Linked DNA regions of Homo sapiens: region 2 is linked to region 1. The links are chromatin contacts, found by Hi-C or POLR2A ChIA-PET in ENCODE. All regions are on one chromosome and are shown on one strand. The core of a region is the stretch at or near the end of the contact, and the rest is flanking DNA. Distances in the headings are between cores, read along the strand shown. Region 1 has its middle 340 kb from the start of RARB-AS1. Region 2 overlaps RARB (retinoic acid receptor beta).

Evidence for each region. A loop is a pair of places that touch in the nucleus more often than their neighbours do. ChIA-PET counts read pairs that join two places held with the same protein, here RNA polymerase II (POLR2A). Pooled maps may share reads with other maps.
Region 2: a map of heart right ventricle shows a loop between it and region 1 (4-fold over the local background). The contact joins two enhancer-like sites. A Hi-C loop is called at or near these places in 18 of 168 maps with a recorded cell type or tissue (Right ventricle myocardium inferior, ascending aorta, cardiac septum and 10 more), 5 of 37 single-sample maps with no recorded cell type and 15 of 50 pooled maps. POLR2A ChIA-PET finds 5 or more read pairs at or near these places in 1 of 52 experiments (BJ).

Annotation. Positions count from the first base shown.
Region 1 is chr3:25,042,671-25,049,558 of GRCh38, reverse strand. It overlaps a transcript of RARB not described here. Among named protein-coding and RNA genes, the nearest start is that of RARB-AS1, 340 kb to the left of the region's middle. Within about 2 kb of position 4,086, at least 4 of the 41 ENCODE cell types and tissues checked have a DNase peak (open chromatin) inside an H3K27ac peak, as active enhancers do; they include heart right ventricle, where a contact is called at or near this core.
Region 2 is chr3:25,588,329-25,595,216 of GRCh38, reverse strand. It overlaps RARB (retinoic acid receptor beta), which reads right to left. Exons shown (of 8, transcript NM_000965.5): 6 at 1,510-1,714; 7 at 539-697. Among named protein-coding and RNA genes, the nearest start is that of TOP2B, 73 kb to the left of the region's middle. Within about 2 kb of position 2,561, at least 12 of the 41 ENCODE cell types and tissues checked have a DNase peak (open chromatin) inside an H3K27ac peak, as active enhancers do; they include heart right ventricle, where a contact is called at or near this core.

The DNA of each region.
Region 1 (6,888 bases), core at 2,837-5,336:
AAAGTGTGCATTCCTGCCTTTATGAATCTCACAGCCTATTCCAGTAAGTCTCCCACCCTTTTCATGACAAGGACCTCAACTGGAAAAAGAATAGTCAAAGTGATGTAAATAAGCAAGGATAATTTGCCAGGCAAAAGCATACATATTCTACCATATTCAATGCTGAAATTCCTAGAACCCTAAATCGATACTTGGCAAACTTTTGACAATTCTGAGTCAAGTCACGTGAATGCTAGAGTCTGTAGGAGCAGAAGACAAATTTCTTCAGATTTGGCAGAGGGACCTTTTTCTTGATGAGCTTCAGCCTGCCTTTTGAAGCCTATTTCCTTTCTCCCAGTTCCTTAGTTCTTCCACAGGCATCCCTAAAATGTCTCACTGCTTCTATTGAGATACTTCGACCTAGCCTAATCCACAAAACTTCTCCAAATCAGCTGAAAACTATGGTTCATCTTTCTGTATCAGGGGCAATTATATAATTTACTGAAATAAAATTAAAAGTGGTCTTGGAGCTGGGCGCGGTGGCTCACGCCTGTAAGCCCAGCACTCTGGGAGGCCGAGGCAGGTGGATCACAAGGTCAGGAGATCGAGACCATCCTGGCTAACACGGTGAAACCCCGTCTCTACTAAAAATACAAAAAGTTAGCCGGGCACAGTGGCGGGCGCTAGTCCCAGCTACTGGGGAGGCTGAGGCAGGAGAATGGCGAGAACCCGGGAGGCGGAGCTTGCAGTGAGCCGAGATCGCGCCACTGCACTCCAGCCTGGGCAACAGAGCGAGACTCCGTCTCAAAAAAAAAAAAAAAAAAAAAGTGGGCTTAATTTCTTTCTCTGCAGAAATATGCCGTTTTTAATCCCCTAAAATTATGGAAGTGTGGCCAGATGAACCCTAGCAATCAGATAAAGACCAAAGAAATCTGAAATTAAGTGCTTTTGGCCAGAGAAACCACTAATTTTCTGCCATCACAAAAAGTAATCAGTATACACAGAATGTCCCAGAAATGTAGACACAATTATAAATATTTTTAGAAAACAACTTGAGTGAAGATGTATAAGCAAACCTGTATAATGAAATAAGCCCTTGACAGAATAATATACTCCTTCAAAACAGGACAACATTTTGCATTTATTAACATGTATTCATATAGGAAAGTTGTGTGTACTTAATTAAGATATCATATATTGGATGGGGGTCAGAAGAGTGCTTTACACAAAACATAAATCAAGGTATAGCTATTTAGATCAACCAAGTAGGAAATCCAGATTGGTAACTTAGATGGCCCAAATCACCAAGTTAACCATTTTTCAATCCAGTGCTTTTCACTAAGTAGATAATATATATACTAAATGAAGAGATGAAATGAGCAATTATCCTGTGTATGAGTCTGTTCTCAAACTGCCAATAAAGACATACCTGAGAATGGGTAATTTACATAAAAAAGAGGTTTATAGTGGACTCACAGTTCAGCATGGCTGGAGAGGCCTCACAATTATGGCAGAAGGCAAAAAAGAAGCAAAGGCACATCTTACATGGCGGCAGGTGAGAGAGCTTGTGCAGGGGAACTCCCATTTATGAAACCATCAGATCTCATGAGACTTATTCACTACCATGAGAACTGTGTAGGAGAAACCACCCCCATGATTCAATTATCTCTACTTTGTCCTGCCCTTTACAGGTGGGGATTATTACAATTCAAGGTGTGAGATTTGGGTGGGGACACAGAAAACCATATCATCCTGCTGCTCTGTACAAGCAAAACCACCTGCATAATTCAGGTGAGAAATGCAGATAGACAGTATGGTACAGTGGGAAGACTAGGTGTTGGAATTCAAAGGACTTAGGTTCAAATTTGTTGAGCCTCTCTGTTTACTTATTTGCAAAAACAGGGAAAACAAAAGACCTACTGTATTGAGTGATTGAGAGAGAGCACTTAGCATAGGCTAAATAGATAGTGGTGATTACTCCAAAATATGCTACTGCCCTTCATTTCCCCATGTACACAATGGCCTCTAGTTACTATGCAACACCGTGTTCCTTGACATTTGCTATGACATCCAATATAGTAGATGTAGAGTCTGAGTGAATCCTTTAAAAACTCCTTTTCTTTTTCACAGGTTTCTTTTACATAAACATTTTTTTTAATGAATCCCCCAGCTTTTCCTTATGGATTGTGCCCCTGACCTAATTACATAAGTACCTGATGGGCTGGAACGCTTCCAAAAGGGCCTCTTAGGAAAAACAATCTGAAGGGTTTTTTTCTCTTTCTTTTGTAATTACATAATTACTCAGCTGACTAATATGAGTCACCATTTGCCATTCTAATCTCCCAGGCACAAAATAGTTTTATTATTTTCCTTGGAATTACCTAATTACCCAATGGATAGCAATAACTCCTGGGCTCTTTTCTGTAAGTAATCTGTAAAGCTCAAGACAAATTCCTCCAGAAGTCTTTGCAAATGGAAGAGAATTTAGAATAATATTATCATTTGCCACATGAGACACTGGAGCTCTTAGTGACAAGGGTGGTCCAATGATACACCACAAATAAATTTGAAGAAAAATTTAAGACTCTGGGCACAGGATAAAATATAGAGGCACATTCTCCCTGCTATGTTCTAGGAAATAAGTGTTCCTGAGCCAAAACAGCAGTGGCTGAGTGCACATCTCTTAAAAAATTAGCAAGCACTCCCAACACACGTGTATTAACTTATAAATTATATGCACCTACTATAGTTTACTCATATATTAACTATTAGTCAAGCTTAATATTTTAATAAAATCTACTAACTAATATAAATTATCAATTATAGGCCAGGAGTGGTGGTTCATGCCTGTAATGCCAGCATTTTGGGAGGCCGAGGTGGGAGGATCACTTGAGGACAGGAGTTTGAAACCAGCCTGACCAACATGGTGAAACCCCGTCTCTATCAAAAAATACAAAAATTAGCTGAGCATGGTGGTGTGTGCCTGCAATCCCAGCTACTCAGGGAGGCTAAGGTGGGAGAATCACTTGAACCCAGGAGTAGAGGCTGCAGTGAGCCAAGATCACACCACTGCTCTCCAGCCTGGGTGACAGAGTGAGACCCTGTCTCAAAAATAAAAAAATTATAATATTTTTTATACCCCAATAGAAGCCTAGGATATCTTGTCTTAAAGAGTGCTGCCTTCCAGAATATCAAAGTCTTCAATAGATCTTAAAATTGCTCTATGAATGACCTGTAGTTTCTCAGTCTCTATTCACTTAGGGAATAACTTAGGAGACTGACTATTTTGATCCTTTTCTGCAGTTTTTCAAAGGCATATGCAAGAAAATTACACAAGCCTTTGAGCTTATCAGTCTACCCCAGCATATTTTCTAGGGGGTGCTCAGGCCAACAGGCCCAGCGGTTTTTTTCTCCATGCCTTTCTTGACCTCATTTTCTTTCCCTAATTTCCCATTCAACCCCAGAAATGGTGGGTTTGCAAAAGCCTCTTTCTGATCTAGGACCAAAAGAGCCGGGCAGACTACATGATTTACAAAGCCAACATGTTGGCCTATGCCCTGGGTATGACAGATTTCTAATAAAAAGGAACATATTTATCCAAGCTATTGAAAAGCCAGGTCTAATGAATATTAAATCTGATCAAACCATTTTCCTATGTATAATAAAATACTAAGTCATGTTGTGATTTAACTGTATTTACAACTGTCCTCTTTAGTTTACATTCATTAAAACATTTTAAGAAAAAGGCTACATTAAATTTTATTTTGGAACTAATAAAAATATTAAACCTTAAGAAGTTCTGAAGCTTTGCTAAGGCAGCTGAACTTAATATGCTTGTAATTTCCCTAAGTAACAGATTCAATTCCTTAACAATGAATTTTGTATTCCACAGACTCATAGCTTACATTTTTTAAAAGGTTCATGAGGCATTAGAAAATATAAATCTGAAAAAAACTGTTCAGTCATGTCTCATTGTTCTGGTACACAAACCAACTCACACACTGTAGTAGAAGTAGCAACACTGAAGTCGTTTTGACAGTTGAACACAAACAGAGGCCCCAAACAATGAACACACAGAAACAGGACACTCCTCTGGAGGGAGGGAGCTCTGGCTTTGAATGTCAGGAAGGGAGCCAACAGGCTGTCCATTTACTTAAACCTCTCAGATACAAAGAGTTACCTCGCTTTCTCTCTCGGAAGGGCCTCCTGATAAACCCCCCTCCTGTCTCACTGCAGAACCCCAGTCTTCCTCAACTCTGTTAATTAGGGGAGAGAAGAAAGGGAGAGGGAAACCAGAAAGCTCACTGACCTATCTATAAATGCACAACATTTCGGTCTCTCCTCCTGGCTCAGAGGTTTAAGACTCTCCTTTCTCCATCAAACACCCAGGAAAGTTGCTTTTGCAAGAAGGCACTGTACTTTTGCTATTCCAGCTGTTAGGCCAGTCATTTCCTAGAAACAGACCTGACATCTTCCGCTCCTCTCAAACCTCCTGATGCCACTGAAATAACCAAACTAAACTTTTTAGGTTTTCGAAACTTGTCTTTCAGAAGTCATTGGTCATAGTCCATTCCTCCAAGTAGAACAAAAAAATGCCGGGAGGACTTTGATTGTAAGGTTCATGATTCCCCCTTCAAACTATAAACTGTCAGATATAAACAGGGCATTCACTGAGAACAATGGAGATTAATAAAGAGAGACAGGACTGCTGTCTGGGGGAAAGAATGGTTCAAAGATTCCAGTACTGGCCTTCTATAGTCAGTTGGCTATTTTATCCTGTAGGTCCTAATGCTGCTAGGAAGAAGTTCTATTTGGTTGTGGAATCTTTCAGTAATATTAGAAAGATACTTACTTAAATTAACTATTCATTCCATCTACAAAAAGTTGAATATCTTCCATTTTCCAGACAGTATTTGCAGGGAACAAGAGAGACACATTCATTTACTTCCCTAGAAATATTTCAAGTATTTATTATAAGCCAGGCATGTGCCGGCCATGTACCACGACTCCTAGCACATGGAACCTTGAACACCAATCCCAGGCTGATTACTACGACAAGGTCTGATAAGTGAGAACTCGAGGATTTGTTTTTTTTAGCCCTAAATATATATAAAAATAGACTTCCTTCTTTCCTTCCTTTCTTCCTCTCAACAATTTAACACATATTAATGAAGGGTCTGGATACATTTGGTAGAGTGCTAGGCGCTGAAGATACAACAGTAGGCAGACTCAGATACAGTTCCTGCCTGTCATTTTAAAAAGTTGACACAAGGCCAATTTCTCATGTTTTGCCCAGCTAGGGAATAAGATATTAATGTCAGAATCACACATACATCAAATGTTGCAGCTGTCATTAGTCCTTGAAGGTGAGAAAGGAAAATGTGAGGCATTTAACATAATTTTGTTCAAAAAAGAGGGAAGAGTCTATTAAGAATTGACTAAAAGGGTTTTGCTGTTTAAAATTCTTCCCTGAACTTGTTTACCTTCTGTTGATTCATTTTCATTTACTTTGAAGGTAGTATCAGTGGACTGAAACTCTAATTAAAAAAAAAATGGGAAAACCTGAGAGGTCTGCAGAGCCTCAATCCACCAGTCAGGAGGACTTGCACTCCATATCCACACACACATGCTTTCTATTAAAACCATTGAGAGGTACTTCTGAATAGCATCAACCACACATTTCCTCAATGAGCCACGAAATAAAGTGCTATTAATTCTCACCAATATTCATGAAATGATTGCTTTTTATTGCATATGTCTAACCTCCTACCATGGTCCTGAAGTTTTCTATCCTTTTCTGAACTATCGGTGACTTCGGCATCTTAGGGAGCATGCTGAGTGGTCACGTAAATGCTTAAGGGTACCTTTGCTTATAATGTTTAATATGCTACTCAGATAAAAATCATCTTGATATAATTATAAATAGTATCCTTTAAAAAAAACCCTGTAACGCCTACTTTATCTTTTCTCTCCCTGAACTCCATGGGAGGAATAAGCTATCTTTCTAGAGAAAAACATTCTTTCTTTTTGAATCTATTAATACATCAGTCCAAATTTTTCCTTCTTAAAATTCCAAGTCCTGTTGAAAGAGGTTTAAAATAAAAGAAATAAAATAAAAACACATTACATTTCACATCCCCTCTGACCATTCTCAGGTTACAAGCCTCTGAAGTGTGCTTGGCCTGTTGCCGGTGTATTTATTACTATTAATAAATGAGTCACTGGTGTAAGAATGCAAATTTTATGTGGCCCACGTATAAATGAGTCTGTTAAGAATGGCCAGATACACATTTTATGTGACTGCTAAATAATTATGTCATAGAAATACAGCTTGTGAATCCAACATTAAAAAAGAAATGGATTCCAATAATGTTAGAATGAGTGTCAAAACATGGTTTTGATGAGTTATGACTATTAAAAAAAGATGAAAGAGAAAGTGATCAGGTTCTAGGGAGAGCAACATGGAAGCTTAAGCTTACTACAAGAGCCTTTTACACAACACCCTCTGACGGTCGCTCCCCTGCCTCACGCCATTACATCATGAAGGCACATCCAATTCACAAAACTGCTCTTATGCTTTCAGCATTTTCGTCTGTGAAGACAAGTACTGGATGAAGGATATCTGAAGCTTTGTACAGAGCCACAAAACCCTGACATCAGAGCTGAGAAAATTATAAAAGGAGAGAGTAGAAAAGTGGTTGTCAGGGGCTGGAGGGGTAGAGGAAATGGGGATATATTGGTCAAGGGGTACCAAGTTTCAGTTATGAAGGATAAGTTCAACTTAAAAGAATTGAAAAACTTATCACAGATAATAGGAACTTGGAAGTGAACAGACAGGATGCTGGAGCTCACATTCACATTGACATGGACATTCAATAACTACACAGTGGATTACATCGTTATAAGTGT
Region 2 (6,888 bases), core at 1,312-3,811, 550 kb before region 1:
TGGATCTAGGCACCTCTATTAATTGCTTGAGTTGCTACATAAACAGAAAATCACTAGGCAAAGAATATACCTCTTAGGCAAGAATTCCTTTGCTTAGAAGTGTGCAGAAGAAAATCTGCCTATATACAAAAGAGCAATGGCTAAAGTGATTGAGAGAAACTTAACAAAGGTTTAGATATTCAAGAAAAACTGGAGTCAAGGTAACATAAACCAGAGATGTGTAGAAAGCTGGAATTAAATGTATGAACCTAGAGAATTAGCCTGTTTTAGTACATTCTCTTGAAAACAATGTTTTTCTAATCAGTCATGAATTTTAAAGCTCTCAATCGTTAAGATAATTGAATAGGGTAAGATTTGAGGTGTTTTTTTTTTTTTTTTAGAGGGGGGAGGGATAGTATTTCCTTTTGATTTCAATGAGAAATGAGTTCCAAGACTTTAAAAGCAGCCATTAAACATCCTGAATTGAATAAAGCAACACAACCTGGTAAGGCCCTCAAGTCCACTGTGTGACTACAGTACTGAGAGCACGAAGACATACCTTTAGCACTGATGCTACGGAGATCTGTGATTTTCATTAAGATCTTTGGAAACATGTGAGGCTTGCTGGGTCGTCTTTTTCTGATATAAATTTTTAGTGCTTCCAGCAATGGTTCTTGTAGCTTATCTACTTTTGTCGGTTCCTCAAGGTCCTGGCGGTCTGGATACCAGGAATAAAGTATTAAACAAAATCAGGATTTATGCCCTTTTCCCCTCTTCCTTGTTTCCTTATTCCTACTGTTATGAGTTCATTAATTTGGTAATTCAATTACATACACAAATTTGCAGACTTATGCAGTTGCTTTAAGCAGTGATACTTGAAAAACAAAAAAAAACTGCCCCCCCTTGGTAGTATAAACATTTTGATGCCTGGTTGCTTTTGTCCCAGGGAAAGAATTACCTCCTTTGACCAGAAGGTGTCACTACCAAACTGAATTAAAACAAATCTTGAGCAGGATGGTTATTTTAGCATAAAATAAATCTGCTCCTTAATTAAAACCATTACTTTTTAACCACTTACGATTCAGCCTCCTATAGGCCAGTAGGGGTCACTACAAAGAAGAAAGCTAAATTTTATCCCAGTCCTGCAAGGGTTGGTGGGAGGGCCCAGCCAAATACTTGTATGCCTACCCACTAGATAACAAACAGCACATACAAGTCCCTTGTCATCATTCAAATGTCCCCAGACAATTCATTTTATAATAGTGTGATCCTGCCTTTAAGAAAAAAAATCTGTGGCAATTGGAGTAATAGCTTTTTGGGATTTCTTTCTGAGCAGAAGGATCCCAAATACCATTAGTTAATTTGTAACAACATGGAAAAATACAATGAAACCAGGCATGTATGCCTGGCTTTATTCACATGTTTTCCCATGTAAAACAACTCCAAAAGGGAAATGAGGAATTTTTCACAAATTACAAGTATAAACTGTTCTTCATGGAATTTCATGAGGCTTTTCTACATAGTTGGTACCTCCACAGATTAAGCAGATGGCACTGAGAAGGCCTGTTTCTGTGTCATCCATTTCCAAAGGCAGGAGCTGGTTGGCAAAGGTGAACACAAGGTCAGTCAGAGGACCAAATCCAGCATTGTGCATCTGAGTTCGATTTAGGGTAAGGCCGTCTGAGAAAGTCATGGTGTCTTGTTCTGGGGTATACCTGGTGCAAATTCTAAGAATCTGGAAGGAAAAAAAAATTGATGGATGTTCTAAGCCATCCTGTCCTGAAATCATCAATCAGATGTAAGCAGGAAATAACATGAAGATTTCCAAGGAGCTCTTGGGGCAGTCTGTCCCCCTTTCACATGTTGAATGTCTTCTTTAGCTCTTTCATTAAGAGACTACAGAAGTCAAAACCCAGGGGCTAAAGTTTTTTAGGAAACACTAAACAGGACATAAGAAATTTTGAGAAATATCTTTTTAAAAGTAATTCATTACTTGACTCAAATAAACATTTACTGAGTGCCTAATTATGTCCCAGGCACTGTGCCAGGTGCTGGAGATAAAAAAAAAAAAAGATGAATAAGATTCTATTTTTTAAGAGCTTACAGTCTGCAATAAATGACAATTTATTAAATGCATAGTATATATCAAGTTTTGTACATACCCTACATTCAATCTTTCAAACAGCTTGGTAAAGTGAATATTATTCTTATTTTACAAATGAAGGACTTAAGGCTCAGAAAGGTTAGGTGATGTGCCCAATGTCACATAGTTAACATGTAACTGAATCTGACTCAAACCCAAGTTAGGCTCTCTCTCCCATGATGCCTCTGATCACACGGTTACACAGGCAGCTGTAATACAAGGGACATGAGTGAAACCAGCAAGGTACTAGGGAGTTCAGAAAAAGGAAAGCTCAGAAATAGCCAGGAGGAAATCAAGGGCAGATCCATAAAGAGGTAGCATTTCAACCGAACCCTAAAGTGTAGGCAGGATTTCTACAGGCAAAAAGCCTGAGTCACTCTGCCAGAGTCTCCCAGTCCCACCCAGTGTATGCTTGACACATAACCCTGTTGGCCCCCTGGGGCGCTAGCTACTAAGGAGACTCTTGCTCACTGCCCTGTGCCTCTAGGCCTCACTCAGAGCAAAACAAACTAAAAATGCCTTGCTTCTGTAGATACTCAATCCTGGTTCATGTTTCCACTGCCCTATTAAGCCTAAATGCTGGTAAGGAGCTCCGTGCATTGCAGAGCACTTCCCCACCCAGAACCACATTTCTGCACCGACAATAAAGGGTCTCTGCTGACCAGGTTTCCATACTTGACTTTTCTCTCTGAAAAAGTTTCAGAGCTGCTTGAAGCACAGAGAGAAGTAAATCCCACCTGGACAAAAGTGAATAACTCAGGAGGTTGAAGAAGTTGAAAGTTTTTCCCAGATAATGGCATTCAATTTGACTGGGTATAGTCCTGTGAATGTCCACCTCAGTGTCAACCTACAGGAGGGCAGATGTGATCAGAAAGGCCTGCATTATTCCTGTTACACAGCCATGTGCAGAGAGGAGTGGCCTCTGAGGAAGACACAGGACCTCTACCTAGGAGGAGTAGTAAAGCCCTCTCCATCCTGCCCATATTCCCATCAGGTCTCCTAAAAGAAAAACTTCTGTCAAATCTCTCATCTTGTCAGGGAAACACTGGGGGTTTGGGACCAGGACACTTCCCATGGGGAAGACAGTCCTATCTGACTGGTGGTGGATCCACAAGAGCCTCAAACCCACTGGACCACATGAACCATGATGGGACAGTTGTACTGCAATGGTCACATGCTTTTGGGTTCTCTAAATCTCCAAGAAGGCAGTGACCTAGGAGCCAGCCTTCTCCCTACACAAAGGACTCCAGCGTGGATAAGGAGGAAGGCACCAGGACATCCTATAGAGTGAGGGTGCAGCAGCGCCTCTGTTGTATATATTTTTAAAAGTCTGACTTCAGTGTCTTATTGGTTAAAACTCCGAGAGGAAAACTGAATGAGTAAGCCCTCTTCATCCCTAACATACAGTAATAGCTAATGTTTTATTGATCACCTACCAGGTACCATACTAAACACTAGTATATTATTTCTCCTATCAACCCATGAATTGTTACTATTAGCTGGGGAAACAAATCTGAATAGCTTATGCTAGGTCACATAAGCTAGTAGAATGATTTGATTTCAGCTTTTTCTAGAACCCATGGTTTTAACCATTGCTCCACAGCTGCCTCATTTTCTCTCCACGCCAATAGTCAAACCTAGACACCTCTCTAAGGTTAGATAATCTTTAGCCCAGTACTGATTTCGATATCGGCCTTACTGGGCACTTTTGTGCAGCACATAACTGCATAACTATTCACGTTGGCCTGCCTGCTGTAGAGGGGTGCAGAGCTTGTGGCCTGGAAACAGAAACTTCGTTTTATATTGGGAGGGGTGGTAGAGAGATATCTAAATCAGGACATGTCCTCAAACTTCTTAATGTTCCTACTATATGATCAAGTGGCATAGTGAATTAGCAATTGATCATTAATGTGAGTAGTTCTCAAAACACTACCATGATCTCTCTTCATTTGATGGGTCGTTATTTTCACCTCCCAGATACTTGCCCAGGGGCCTTTCTGAGCTAGCCCAGCCATTTCCACTGGTTTCCCAACTGGTTGACCTGTTTCACTTCATCTTGGTAACTGATGGGGTATGAAGCCATTCCCAATGTCACAGCAGTAAGAAAACCCAGAGGTCATTGGGCATAAAGCCTCACATTTCCCCTGAAAGTGGGAAGTAAAGTGTGGTGCCCAAGGTCACACAAGCAATGGTGCTAGAGCCTAGAATACAGGCCTTCCAATCCCCAGCCTGATGTTCCTTCAACTACCTGGAGAAACATTAGGAAATACTGTCTGTGCAGGGAGTTATCAAGTGACAGTCAAAGTTAGCACTTTGGGAGGGCAAGGCGGATAGATCATCTGCAGTCAGGAACTCGAGACCAGCCTGGCCCACACGGTGAAATCTGTCCCTACCAAAAAGTACAAAAATTAGCCAGGCCTGGTGAAGCGCACCTGTAGTCCCATCTGCTGGGCAGGCTGAGGTTGGAGAATCTCTTGAACTGGGAGGGGGAGGTTGCAGTGAGCTGGGATCACGCCACTGCACTTCAGCCTGGGTGACAGAGTGAGACCCTGTCTCAACAACCACCACCACAACAACAAAGTTAGTATGCTCAATATTTATGGGCCCCAAATCCTGGGATACGTTTCTAGTCTGGAATCAAATGGGTACTAAATAAATCTTTGCAGCTTTAACATGCCGCCAAGAAATGAATGCATGAGATCTGTCCCCTGCAAAAAATGAAAGAATCCAGAGATTTGTCGGAAAGGAACAAAAGACCAGGATTTAGGACATTGCAAATTGCCAATAACTCACTTAGAAATCCATATCCAAACTGCAGCCCTCAAATGTTTCTAACTATTCTATTCGAAAAGGTTTTCTTCCTCAAAAGTTAGAATGTATTTGGATTCTGATGAGTCATTTAAACTATGTTCTGTTGCCTCTCTTCCTAGAAAGTTCAAAGCCGAAACCAAGTACAACTGGTACATCCAGAGAGGGAACGCACATGGCCTGAGAAGGAAGACTGCTCAATGTCTTCTTTTATCTGAGGAGCCTCCCTTCCCTGCCCCGGCCCCAGCCTGAAACAGGATGGCCCCCATGTGAAACAGGCATCCTTCTCACTGCTTCCGGCTGGTTCTGTCTCTGGAGAGAACCCAAGTCGTTTCATTTTGTCACACTAAAATCAAATGCCAGTGGCAACCACCAAGTACTTCTCCAGGATTAAAACACTCTTTGTTTGAAAGGAAGGCATCTTATCTGGAAAGACCGGCATGCAGGCCCCACGAGATGGGTAAAAATAGCCTAGGCCAGGCTGTCTCACCAACCAAAGCAGGGCCCTGTTGGACAACACAAAGCTCCAGTTGATGGTCAAAGTTGATCCTCCTCAGGGCAAAAAGAGCCTTCTCTTCTTGCCATCAGCAAAGACAACTGTGCATCTCTCTATTGCTTTTGATGGGAGTGTGTGTTCAGTGTGTGTCCTGGGGGAGGCCCACTTGTTAATGGAACCCTGGAAGAATCTGATGATGTGGGACCCCAGAGGCAGAGCCAGGGACTTGTCCACCAAGCTGCCATCACCTCTCTTACGGTGAGGGCCTCTGAAGTGATCCTTCATTTCTATTCCTGCTCGAGTACTATGCGGTCAATCCACAGCAGCCAGAGCATGTTGTCCAAAATGTTCATCAGAGGAGAAAACTCCTCAAATGGCTTCTAGTCACCTTCAGAATAAAATCCAAACTTCTTTCTGTGGCCTCAGTGGCCTCTCCCTACCTTGCCAACTTTAACTACTCCTCCTTTCCTTTGCTCATGAACTTCTGGCCATCTTGGTCTTCTTTGTGAAGCTTCGATGACTCACTGCTGAGGCAAAGTGTTTGCACTTGCTTTTCCCTCTGGCTTCAGTGCTTTTCCCTGATCTTCACATGGCTCTTTTCTCAGAGTTCAGCTTAAATGTCACCTCCTCTAAAGCCTCAGTGAAAATGCTTCCTAAAACCCATTATTTTCTATCCCACCACCCTTTTGGTTTTTGGAATAAGAAATAACATTGTTTTAAAACTGAGGTATAACGTGTGGTGGTTTAAAAATATGTGTGCAAATTCTTTGATCCTACTCCCTTTAAGGGGTGGAGCTTAATTCCTCTCCCCTTGAGTGTGGCCTGGACTTAATGATTTGCTTTTAACAAATAGAATATGGTGAAAGTGATGGTGTGTGACTTCTGAAACTAGGTCACAAAAAGCATTGTCACTTCCTTCTTGCTTGCTGTCTCTTGAATCTCTTGCTCTGGGGAAGCTAGCTGACATTTCAAGAGGACAGTTAACCAGCCCCACGGACAGGTCCACAGAGGAAGAAACTGAGTCCTCCCATCAATAACCAGCACTAAATTCCTAGACAAATGTGATGAGCGATTGTGGAGGCGGAGAGCTTCCAGCCTCTGGAATTCTTTAGATGACTGCAGCTCTGGCCGGGGTCTTGATTGCTATTTCATGACAGATACCGAGCCAGAACCACCCAATGAAGTCAGTACCAGATTCCTGACCCACTGTGACTACGGGAGATAATAATGCTTATGTTTTAAGCTGCTAAGTTTTGTGGTATTTTGTTACACTGCAATAGATAATGAATATAGCACACATGCCTGGAGCTGCACACAAATCTCGAGTACAGCTTAAGGCATTCTCCCTAACCATGTATCTGTGCAACTACTACCTAGATCAAGATATGAATATTTCCAGCACCTACCGGCTCCTTTGACTTCTCCTAATCAAACCTCTTCCTCAGAAGTAACCATTATTTGA